2 separate regions of the Homo sapiens genome follow, and region 2 is linked to region 1. Evidence: read pairs that join two places in POLR2A ChIA-PET (ENCODE). Cell type or tissue: GM12878. All regions are shown on one strand. Each heading gives the region's core, and the rest is flanking DNA. Links, peaks and the distances in the headings are about the cores only.

Evidence for each region. ChIA-PET counts read pairs that join two places held together with the same protein. Peaks named below come from ENCODE experiments on the same cell type or tissue, not always from the same donor. Only the 100,000 strongest peaks of a DNase experiment are listed, where the experiment ranks them.
Region 2: POLR2A ChIA-PET joins it to region 1 with 7 read pairs; 2 of 35 experiments call an interaction of 5 or more read pairs at or near these places.

The regions. Positions count from the first base shown.
Region 1 is chr14:77,539,190-77,544,570 of GRCh38, reverse strand. All of the region lies in intron 9 of SPTLC2 (serine palmitoyltransferase long chain base subunit 2), which reads left to right. Among named protein-coding and RNA genes, the nearest start is that of ISM2, 43 kb to the right of the region's middle. RefSeq lists an enhancer at 1,516-2,017. In GM12878, for the core only: no CTCF peak of the experiment used is centred there; a DNase peak (open chromatin) is centred at 2,567; H3K4me3 peaks cover 516 bases; H3K27ac peaks cover 1,697 bases.
Region 2 is chr14:77,354,270-77,359,650 of GRCh38, reverse strand. The region is part of intron 1 of TMED8 (transmembrane p24 trafficking protein family member 8); the gene reads left to right. It also overlaps the pseudogene LOC100422225. Among named protein-coding and RNA genes, the nearest start is that of TMED8, 20 kb to the left of the region's middle. In GM12878, for the core only: no CTCF peak of the experiment used is centred there; no DNase peak of the experiment used is centred there.

The DNA of each region.
Region 1 (5,381 bases), core at 107-5,106:
TTGCTTACACACAGGAAAGCTTAAAAAAATAGTGCCAGTGTTAGAGACCTTCTGTAGACCCATTGAGTATCTCAAGGCGAGGCCTCCCTGCCATGGCATGGTGTTATTTAAAAGCACCCCAGATGCTTCTCATGTAAGGCCCCATTTCAGAACCACTGCTGCTTGTTAAAAATGAAGATTCTAGTTTGTTCCACCCACCCTACTGAGTCTTGGTGGATGAGGCCCTAGAATATGCATTGAAAAGAAAACCTTAGGCTGGATATGGTAATCCTGACATTTTGGGATGTAATCGTAACATTTTGGGAGGCTGAAGCTGGAGGATCACTTGAGGTCAGGAGTTTGAGACCAGTCTGGGTGACATAGTGTGAGCCTCTGTCTCTACAAAAAATTCTAAAAATTAGCCAAGTGTGGTGGTACACGTCTGTAATCCTAGCTACTTGGGAGGCCAAGGCGGAGGATTGCACAAACCCAGCTATGATCACACCACTGCATTCCAGCTTGGATGAGAGAGGGAAACCCTATCTCTAGAAAATAAAAAAGAGGATTGTCTTTTTGACAATCCTCTTTTTTTCCTTTTAACTTTTTTACCTCAGTACCAAAGCAGCTCTACTGATTGATGGTAATTGAAAAAGGAAAAGAAACTGGAAGTCAAGATACAAATGAGGGAGATGTTTGGCTTGTAAGACAGGCATTTGCTGGCAGAGCTAAGTTGCCATTTTTGGTTGTTTCTGGAACTCTAAATGCCTGGGATGCTGACACTCCCTTCTGAACAGCTGATGATTCTGGCTGATTGAATCAGTGGCATAGGTGGAGAAGTTAGAAACCAGTTAGGTGCAGCAGGAAAACAGAACTAAGCATTCAGAGATCTGTGGTCATGGTTCCTAAGGCTAGTTGGAATTAATTATTTTTGTTTTACTTTTTTTGGGGGGGGCTGCTTGTATTTTTATAACCTATTAATCCTCAAATTACTTAGTACATAACCTACAAATGGCCTTGCCCACTATAAAGTTGTTAAAATGTTTAGTATTAACCGTTTTGTAAAACTCTGATTGTCTTATTGTATTGCCTTCTACCTCTAAAACTGTTAACTTAAATCCAAGCCAAGCCTTTACCAGAGATTACCTTTATTTGCTAGCTGTCTTCATCTGTGGGTAGATACATTACTACAGTGTTTACGTTCCTTATCTCTTTGTCTCAGAGTAGCCTGTGATATGTTCCAGCCCCAACAGAGGACAGTAGAATGGTCCATTAAGACTTTCTGAGGCCAAGGTGGGCGGATCACTCGAGATCAAGAGTTGGAGACCAGCCTGGCCAACATAGTAGTGAAACCGTGTCTCTACTAAAAATACAAAAATTAGCCGGGTGTGGTGGTGCACGCCTGTAGTCCCAGCTACTCAGGCGGCTGAGGCAGGAAAATCACTGGAACCCGGGAGGTGGAGGTTGCAGTGAGCTGAGATCGTGCCACTGCACTCCAGCTCAGGCAACAGAGTGAGACTTGGTCTCAAAAACAAACAAACAAAAGACTTTCTGTCCTGCCTGTGGGTTGGCACCCGTTAAAACTCAGTTCCTTGATTTTTCACAGGCACTTGGCCTCTTTTCTGCCTTTTGTGGAGGGCCCTCTGTTTCTGGCTGTGCATTAGCAACCATTCTTTTAAACTTCTGATTATATTGAATCAGCAACTTTAAGCTTGCCCCTGCTGCTTGTCATACATCCTGTGGCAGTCCTCAGGAAATCCTAGTTTTTGGCATTGAAATGAATTAAAGGATTAAGCCACAAGAGGGTGGGGGTGATAAACTGTGCTTTTAAGAGGAATTTACTGTGCAGTACTTGGTGTTAGCAAAAGCAGTTCTAGTTCTTACAGGGAGATAGGAAACCAAGGGGCTGCTTTAGAACAGCATCCCTAGGATATGAAGACGCAGATCTGTCTGCTTTGATGTTCTTTAGCTTGACAGTGGCCCCGGCTGAGCACTTTGATATTTGTCGCCAGTCTAGCAAAATAGGGGTTGTGTCTTGGAGATGGTAAACCTAGTTCCCGTTGCTTTGCTTCAGTGTTAGAAAATTACTGAACTCTTGCTTCCTGGAAGTCCCTTATAAATCTCCCTTTTACAAGACTGTTCTCTGGGGCACGAAAATGCCTTTGCTTATAAAGAGCCTGTTGAAGGTCCATTTATTTTCCTTTTCTTAACAGAAAGATTTTCCAGTGCCATTTAGTTAGGACTTACGGGAAACATGTTGTTAAAATCAATCTGTCCTGTTAGCTAATATTTCTTTTATTTTCATTTTGAGCTTTTAGATAAGATTCTTTATCTTTCTGTGAGATAATGTGAAAAAAAACACAAAAGAAATAAATTCAAATACCAGTATACTCTGGTTTTTAAAAATATCTTCACTGACTTTTTTTTTCTTTACATGCTCTACTCTCCCTCTCACCCTACTTCCTTCTTCACTTTTCACTTGGTACTTTCAGATATTCTTTGTGGGTTTTTCTTGGTTTTTTTTTTTTTTTCCGGACACAGAGTCTGTCTCACTCTGTTGCCCAGGCTGGAGTGCAGTGGCACAATCTTGGCTCACTGCAACCTCCGCTTCCCAGGTTCAAACCATTCTCATGCCTCAGCCTCCTGAGTAGCTGGGACTACAGGCGCGTGCCACTATGCCTGGCTACTCTTTGTATTTTTAGTAGAGACGGGGTTTCTCCATGTTGGCCAGGCTGGTGTGGAACTCCTGACCTCAGGTGATCCACCCGCCTTGGCCTCCCAAAGCACTGGGATTACAGTCTTGAGCCACTGCACCTGGCCTAGATATTCTTAGATATATTCATGATGCATCCCATCTAGATGCTTGTGATGAGTATATAATTTACTGATCTGGAAAGTGTGACAAGAGTTTAAAGTGTTATCTGCTGCCTTCTCCCCCCACTTTAGAGCTGTTCAAAGAAAGTGACCATTGATCATTTTAAAAGATGAGCAAAGGAAAGACTGCTTCTTTTTTAAAAAAGAAAATTTGATGACCTACTGTTAGAACACATTTCCACATGGACCCCCCGCTTCTAAATGGGTGTATATCCAGATCATCCAGTCTGTGTGCACAGAGTCCTTGCATTTCTAAGTTCAAAATAGTAATTTAAATGAAAGTAGGCCATCATAAGGCATTGCTAGGAAGAGGTTACTCTTGATAGATGAATGTGCTGCTTTTGGTAAGAATTAGTTTGTTATTTATATTTAAATTTTGTAGGCCGGGCCTGGTGGCTTAAACCTGTAATCCTACCATTTTGGGAGGCCAAGACGGGTGGATCACTTGAGCCCAGGAGTTCAAGACCAGCTTGGGCAACATGGTGAAACCCTGTCTCTACAAAAAAATAAAATAAAATACAAAAATTACCCAGGCATGGTGGCTTATGCCTATAGTCCCAGCTACTTGAGGTGCTGAGACAGGAGGATCACTTGAGCCTGGCAGGCGGAGATTGCAGTGAGCTGAGATCACACCACTCCAGCCTGGGTGACAGAGTGAGTCCCTGACTCAAAATAAATAAATAAATAAATAAATAAATAAATAAAATGTTTTGCAAGCATACCTTCTGAGTACAGTTACACTTTGCCTTATTCTTAGATTTTACATGTTACACATATTTTTGGTTCTGTGAACAGATTATATATGGCATATTTGTAGTTCTAAACTACTTCTGCAACTAAACATGCATTATATCACTCATTTCCCCTCAGTGGAACTGGTATATATGGACTTATGCCATAATTAAATGTTAGCAATGAGAGAGATCTACCTTTAAAATAATAAAATGTGCTGGGTGCGGTGGCTCACGCCTGTAATCCCAGCACTTTGGGAGTCTAAGGTGGGTGATCGCTTGAGGTCAGGAGTTCGAGACCAGCCTGGACAACATAGCGAAACCCCATCTCTACTAAAAATACAAAAATTAGCCAGGTGTGGTGGCGGCCGTCTGTAGTCCCAGCTACTCGGGAGGCTGAGGCAAGAGAATCACTTGAACCCAGGAAGCAGAGGTTGCAGTAAGCCAAGATCACACCACTGCACTCCAGCCTGGGCAACTGAGCAAGACTCCGTCTCAAAAAATTTAAAAAATTAAAAAATAAAAGTAAAAATAAATAAAATGCATTTCAAAATCAAATGGAGACCATTTCTTGATGATCTGGGCTGCTGTGCCTTCCTCTTCCTGCATATGCACAGCTAATTGAGAATGTGGTGTTAAATTTATTAGCAGATAAGAACTCTGTCCATTACATTTTTTTTGTATGTTTCAGGCCTTTTAAGGCATATTATTCCTTTATTGCTGTCTGATCTTCAAAACATATCCAGAGGACCTTCTTATTACTTTTTTTTTTTTTTTTTTTTTTGAGACAAGAGTTTCGCTCTTGTTGCCCATGCTGGCAGGCTGGAGTACAATGGCACAACCTCTGCTTACCGCAACCTCCGCCTCCCAGGTTCGAGCGATTCTCCTGCCTCAGCTTCCCGAGTAGCTGGGATTATAGGCATGTGTCACCACACCTGGCTCATTTTGTATTTTTAGTAGAGACAGGGTTTCTTCATGTTGGTCAGGCTGGTCTAGAACTCCCGACCCCAGGTGATCTGCCTGCCTCGGCCTCCCAAAGTGCTGGGATTATAGGCATGAGCCACCTTGCCTGGCTTAATTGTGTTTTTTTATTAGTTCAAGCCACAATAAGAAGTTTATTCAGTCAGCAATCTGTTTTTGACTACTTAACCACGTGCCAGCTACAAAAAAATAACATATAGCTTCAAAAGCCTCTTAAGCGGCTGGGCACAGTGGCTCACGCCTGTAATGCCAGCACTTTGGAAGGCCAAGACTGGCAGATCACTTGAGGTTAGGAGTTTGAGACCAGCCTGGCCAACATGACAAAACCCCATCTCTATTAAAAATATAAAAATTAGCCAGACTTGGTGGCAGGCACCTGTAATCCCAGCTACTTGAGAGGCTGTGGCAGGAGGATCACTTGAGCCCAGGAGCCAGAGGTTGCAATGAACCGAGATCACACCACTGTACTCCAGGCTGGGCGACACAACGAGACCCCATCTCCAAAAAAAAAAAAAAAAAAAAAAAGCCTCTTAAGATAAAATTTTCATTTTTTTGAATTCTCAGAATAAACAACAGTTTCTTAGTGTTAGATTACAATTATTTCTTAATACCACTTAGATCCTTCTTTTTTTAATTAATTTTTTCTCTTTTTGGTGTCTGAGTGGGCCTTAGAGTTAGAAAATAACTGTCTCCTGTTGGCTTGCCTTTTCTCTTTTTCCTCAAGGTCTTTAATATCTCCCTAGAAGATAAAAAGGATATATGCCCATTTGTTTCTGTTTTTTCCCAATTTGATGATAGAAGAATAGGCCTTAAAATATT
Region 2 (5,381 bases), core at 172-5,171, 180 kb after region 1:
GGTTTCATTACTCCTTTGATATTCATTAATATTTCTTTTTAAACTGTTTTTTGATCAAGTAGAAAGCCACTCTTCAGTTTTACTCGATAGCAGATATTATGAAAACAACACAGCTCCCCAGTAAATGTCTTCAGGTCGTTGTAGGTTGTCCTGGGTAGGTCATGTTGTTTCATCATTGGTATTTCTTTGTGACACTGGGATAAAAACTTGGACATTACTGGGAGACATCTGGAGAATTTCTGCCTGTTTTTATATAATAAACCAGTGTTTATTATAAAGGATAAACAGCCAGATGAAGAGGTAAATAGGGCGAGGCCTGGAAGGGTCCTGAGTGCAGGAGCTTCCGTCTGCATGGAGTTGGGTTGCACCACTGAATGTGGATAAATTCACCAACTTGAAAGCTCTTCTAGGCTGTGTTGTTAAGTGATAAAAACAAGTTGTAGCTGGGCGCAGTGGCTCATGCCTGTAATCCTAGCACTTTGGGAGTCCGGGGTGGGCATATTGCTTGAGCTCAGGAGTTTTGAGATCAGCCTGGGCTACATGGCAAAACCCCATCTCTACAGAAAATTTAAAAAATTAGCCAGGTGTGGTGGCATGGGACTGTGGTTCCAGCTACTTGGGAGCCTGAGGCAGGAGAATCGCTTAAGCCAGGGAGGTTGAGACTGCATTGAGCTGTGATCGCACCACTGTACTCCAGCCTGGGTCACACAGCAAGACCCTGTCTCAAAAACAAACAAACAAACAAACAAACAAAAAAAAGTTGCAGAAGAAGAATGTGTATTTTTTTCTAAGATGGGGGCAACATACAACTATATGTATATGTATTTCCTTATGTTTTCAAAAACAAATAATGGAAGGTTAAAAGCTAAGGAGAAGAATGTTATAATATCCATATCCTTAGTTATACTGTTATTCGTTTAAAACTATTATATTTACATTGTAGAAGAAAGCAAATATGTATATATGTGAATATTATTAAGATCCAGGATTTTCCACAACAAGACCGAAAAATACAAATATAGAATTAAAGTTAGGTTAAAAATCTTGTAATCTGGGCTAGGCGTGGTGGCTCACGCCTGTAATCCCAGGACTTTGGGAGGCTGAGGCGGGCAGATCACGAGGTCAGGAGTTTGAGACCAGCCTGACCAACATGGTGAAACCCTGTCTCTACTAAAAATACAAAAATTAGCTGGGCGTGGTGGCATGTGCCTGTAATCCTAGCTACTCAGGAGGCTAAGGCAGAATTACTTGAACCCAGGAGGTGGAGGTTGCAGTGAGCAGAGATTGCGCCACTGCACTCTAGCCTGGGCGACAGAGCAAGACTCCGTCTCAAAAAAAAAAAGAAAAATCCTGTAATCTGAATTAGAAGTATTTGCATGAATTCATTTTACATGTATATTTTTATATGTGATATTAATATATGACATTTAGGATATATATATATTCGTGTGTGTGTGTGTGTGTGTGTGATATATTACATTGATTGTGGTCTTTAAATACAATTTCTTTTTTTTTTTTTTTTTTTTGGAGACAGAGCCTCACTCCATCACCCAGGCTGGAGTGCCTTGGCACGATCTCAGCTCACTGCAACCTCCGCCTCCTAGGTTCCAGCGATTCTCATGCCTCAGCTTCCCAAGTACCTAGGATTACAGATGTGTGCCACCATGCCCAGCTAATTTTTGTATTTTCAGTAGAGATGGGGTTTCACCATGTTGGCCAGGCTGGTCTCCATCTCCTGACCTCAGGTGATCCACCTGCCTCAGCCTCCCAAAGTGTTGGGATTACAGGTGTGAGCTACCATGCCCAGCCTTTAAAGACAATTTCTAATGAAAAAGAACCAGGACTCCTTAGAGAAATAGTTGATTCCAAGTGTGGGACAGGCATTTATAAGATTTTAAAGCTCAGAACTTATGCTATAAGCAAGACCAGTGGTGTCATCTTAAAAGGACACAAGAGCCAACTTTGAGGAGCTCCCACAGGCCAAAATTAGGAAAACTTGAAGCACATAAAATATGCTAAAATTCATGTGTTTCTAACGATACTTCAAAGAACAAATCATTGGTTACCTTTGGAGGTTGTTATGATTCTAAGTCAGTTGGTGAAGGATCAAGTCTTTATCCTGCTTTTCTCTTATGACTGTGTCAGAGTAGCCAAATAGTTGATGAGGGGAAATTTTGTTTTTAGTAGAATTCCAACTAAGAACAACTGTAGAAAGTGCTAGAATTGGAAAAGTCATTTTCTAGTTTTTAATGAAATCCTGTATCTATTTTAGACAATGATCATGAATGCCTGCTAAAGCCACTAGGTGCAGGGTTAATGAGGAGCTTGATGGTGGATTAGGCTGAAAACATGAACCTAATCTTTTTATCATTAAACTTGTAATAACCATAGATTATGTGCCTCTTAATGTAATACAATAGGAATTACATATGTTACTTCTGGAATATTCTTGCAAGAACAAAACTGAACCTGAATTGAGTCAAGCCTCTAGATCAACACAGTCCAATAGAATTGCTTTGATGGTGAAAATGTGCTCCCTGGCAACAGTAGCCATTAGCAACTCATGGCTATTGAGTACTTGAAATGTGGCTAGTTGAGATGGGTGGACCGAATTTTAAATTCTTTTAAATTTAAATTTAGCTACGTGTACTAGTAATTACTATACTGGACAGTGAAGCTCTACATCTATGACCGGTTTATAGGAAATATAGTGCATAAAATAATCTGTTAAGTGATACCGTGAAAAGGCAGTCAGCCAAATTCAGAATGTTTGAAAAGTCTGCAGATCAGTTTTTTAAAATGTCAACAAATATATTGTATACAGACCCATGGTGGTGAGGATTGATGTAGATTAAGAGATTATAAGGTAAATTTAGTGTGTGAACTTTATTTGGATTCTGATTCAAACAAACCAGCTCCTAAGAAGAAATTCTGGGAGACAACTTGGAGAAATTTGAACATGGGCTGGGTATGAGATGATATTGAGGAATTGCCAATTTTGTAGGAGTGATAATGTTGTTGTACCTGTGTTGAAAGTCTTCTTCTTTAGAGATTTGTTCTAAATGAATGTAATGGTAGATACAATGATGTCTGGGCTTTGTTTGAAATAATCTGTTGGTGAGTGGGGCAAGAAGGTAGGGCATGGAGGAAACCAGGCCAAGTAAAATCTTGTTGAAAACATAGGTAGGGTGCATGAGTCTTCATTCTACTGTGATCTAATTTTGTGATTTTGTATATGTTTAACATTTTCTACAATAAAGGTTTTTAAACAGCAGTAATTAGTTAAAATATATAAAGAATAGCAAGGAATAATTTACTCAGAATTTGGAACAGGGAATATAGGATAGGAAAGGGCATTGGGTAGGGGAATTCTAAAGTACTAATAATTCACCTAGTTAGTAGGTATGCAGGTATTTGTATTATTAATATTTTAGCTCTGTATCTTCTTTTCATGCAATCTTTCATATGTGTGGTTTATTTCACAATAAAAAGAAAAAAAGAGCTCATTGTTACTATGTAAGGCCTCTTACAGACTCCAGTTGGAGGAGCACACTTGAACCTCATGGTGTTACAAAGTAGCCTCTCTGGTCTGTTTCTCTCCTAGACTCAGAGGTCCCCTTGTTTTTCTTTCCCTTTACTTGAATGCATCATTGTACTTTCTGAAAATTATCTTCTCTGCTTAGTCATCTGCTTTTATGTGGCCTGTGAAGGCTTCTCCCAAAAGGCAGGCTCAGCTCCTAAACTGACAAAGTTCTCCACAGTCTGTTTCCGTCTTGGATACCAACTCCAGATTTTACGGAAGAGAATCGGACTGACTTTTGGGCAGGTGCTCACCGGAAACCAATGAACTATGGCCAACACAATGTACCTTGATCATAGGAACTGCCACTTCCAAGGCTGTTGAGGGGGGAGGTTCTTAAGAAAATGTTGTAGATAATGCCAATAGAACATCATTATCTCTAACAGTCTATAACAATCTGTAATTGTTATAGACAGCATCATTGCCTGTAACAATGAAAGATTTGGAATAAGCACTAGCTCTACCAGTAGAAGGTTAAGAATTGGTGGGACAACGTATGGGATAATATGTAGCCGTTTAAAATTATGATATAGCCCTATCTTTATTGACTCTGAAAAATGTTCATTAAAAGTGTTTATTGGCCATGGTGGGTCACGCCTGTAATCCCAGCACTTTGGGAGGCCGAGGCGGGTGGATCACCTGAGGTCAGGAGTTTGAGACCAGCTTGGACAACATGGTGAAAACCCATCTCTACTAAAAATACAAAAAATTAGCCGGGTGTGGTGGTGTGTGCCTGTAATTCCAGCTACTCAGGAGGCTGAGGCAGGAGAATCGCTTGAACACGGAGACAGAGGTTGCAGTGAGCTGAGATCATGCCATTGCACTCCAGCCTGGGCAACAGAGCAAGACTATGTCTCAAAAAAAAAAAAAAAGTGTTTAGTGCATGTCCTTTCAGAAACACACACACACACACACAATACATATACATTTGTATTTGTATGCATATATGTATAAATGTATTTCTCAAGGGATATACATCAAAATGTTAACAGTTGGCCAGATGCTGTGCTGTAACCCCAGCACTTTGGGAAGGGGAGGTGGGAGGACCGCTTGAGCCCAAGAGATCAAGACTAGCTTGGGCAACATAAAGAAACCTCTTGTCTTTTTTTTTTTTTTGAGACAGAGTTCTTCCTTCGTCACCCAGGCTGGAGTACAGTGGTGCAATCTTACCTCACTGCAACCTCTTCCTCCAGGGTTCAAGTGATTCTCCTGCCTCAGCCTCCCAAGTAGCTGGGATTACAGGTGCTCGCCACCACACCTACCTAATTTTGGTATTTTCTAGTAGGACAGGGTTTTGCCGTGTTGGCCGGGCTGGTCTTGAACTCCTGACCTCAGGTGATCCACCTTCCTCGGCCTCCCAAAGTGCTGGGATTACAGGCATGAGCCACTGCACCCAGCCAACCTTGTGTCTTTTTTTAAAAAGTTAACAGTGGTAATCTTTGGTTAGTGGGGTTACGGTTAGTTTGTTGTTGTTTTGCTTATCTGTATTTCCTGATTTATTTTTTTTACAGTGAACAATGGATTATCTGTATATTAAAAATTATTTTAAAGGAAATAAAGTCTGGAAGGGTAGATGCAAAATGTTTTCTTATCTGTACTTTTTTCTACAATGAACAAAGCATTATTAGTATAATTTCAAAAAGTTAATTTGAAATAAGTAATAGGGTATATAAAGTCCTGGTTTTAAGTTAAAAAATCAATTATTTTCCAAAAGTCTATTTTAAAAATAGAGCATAGGAGAGAGTGGGCTTAGAAAAAGTTTATTTTTATAAGCCCTGGAGATCTTGATTGACTTATTTAG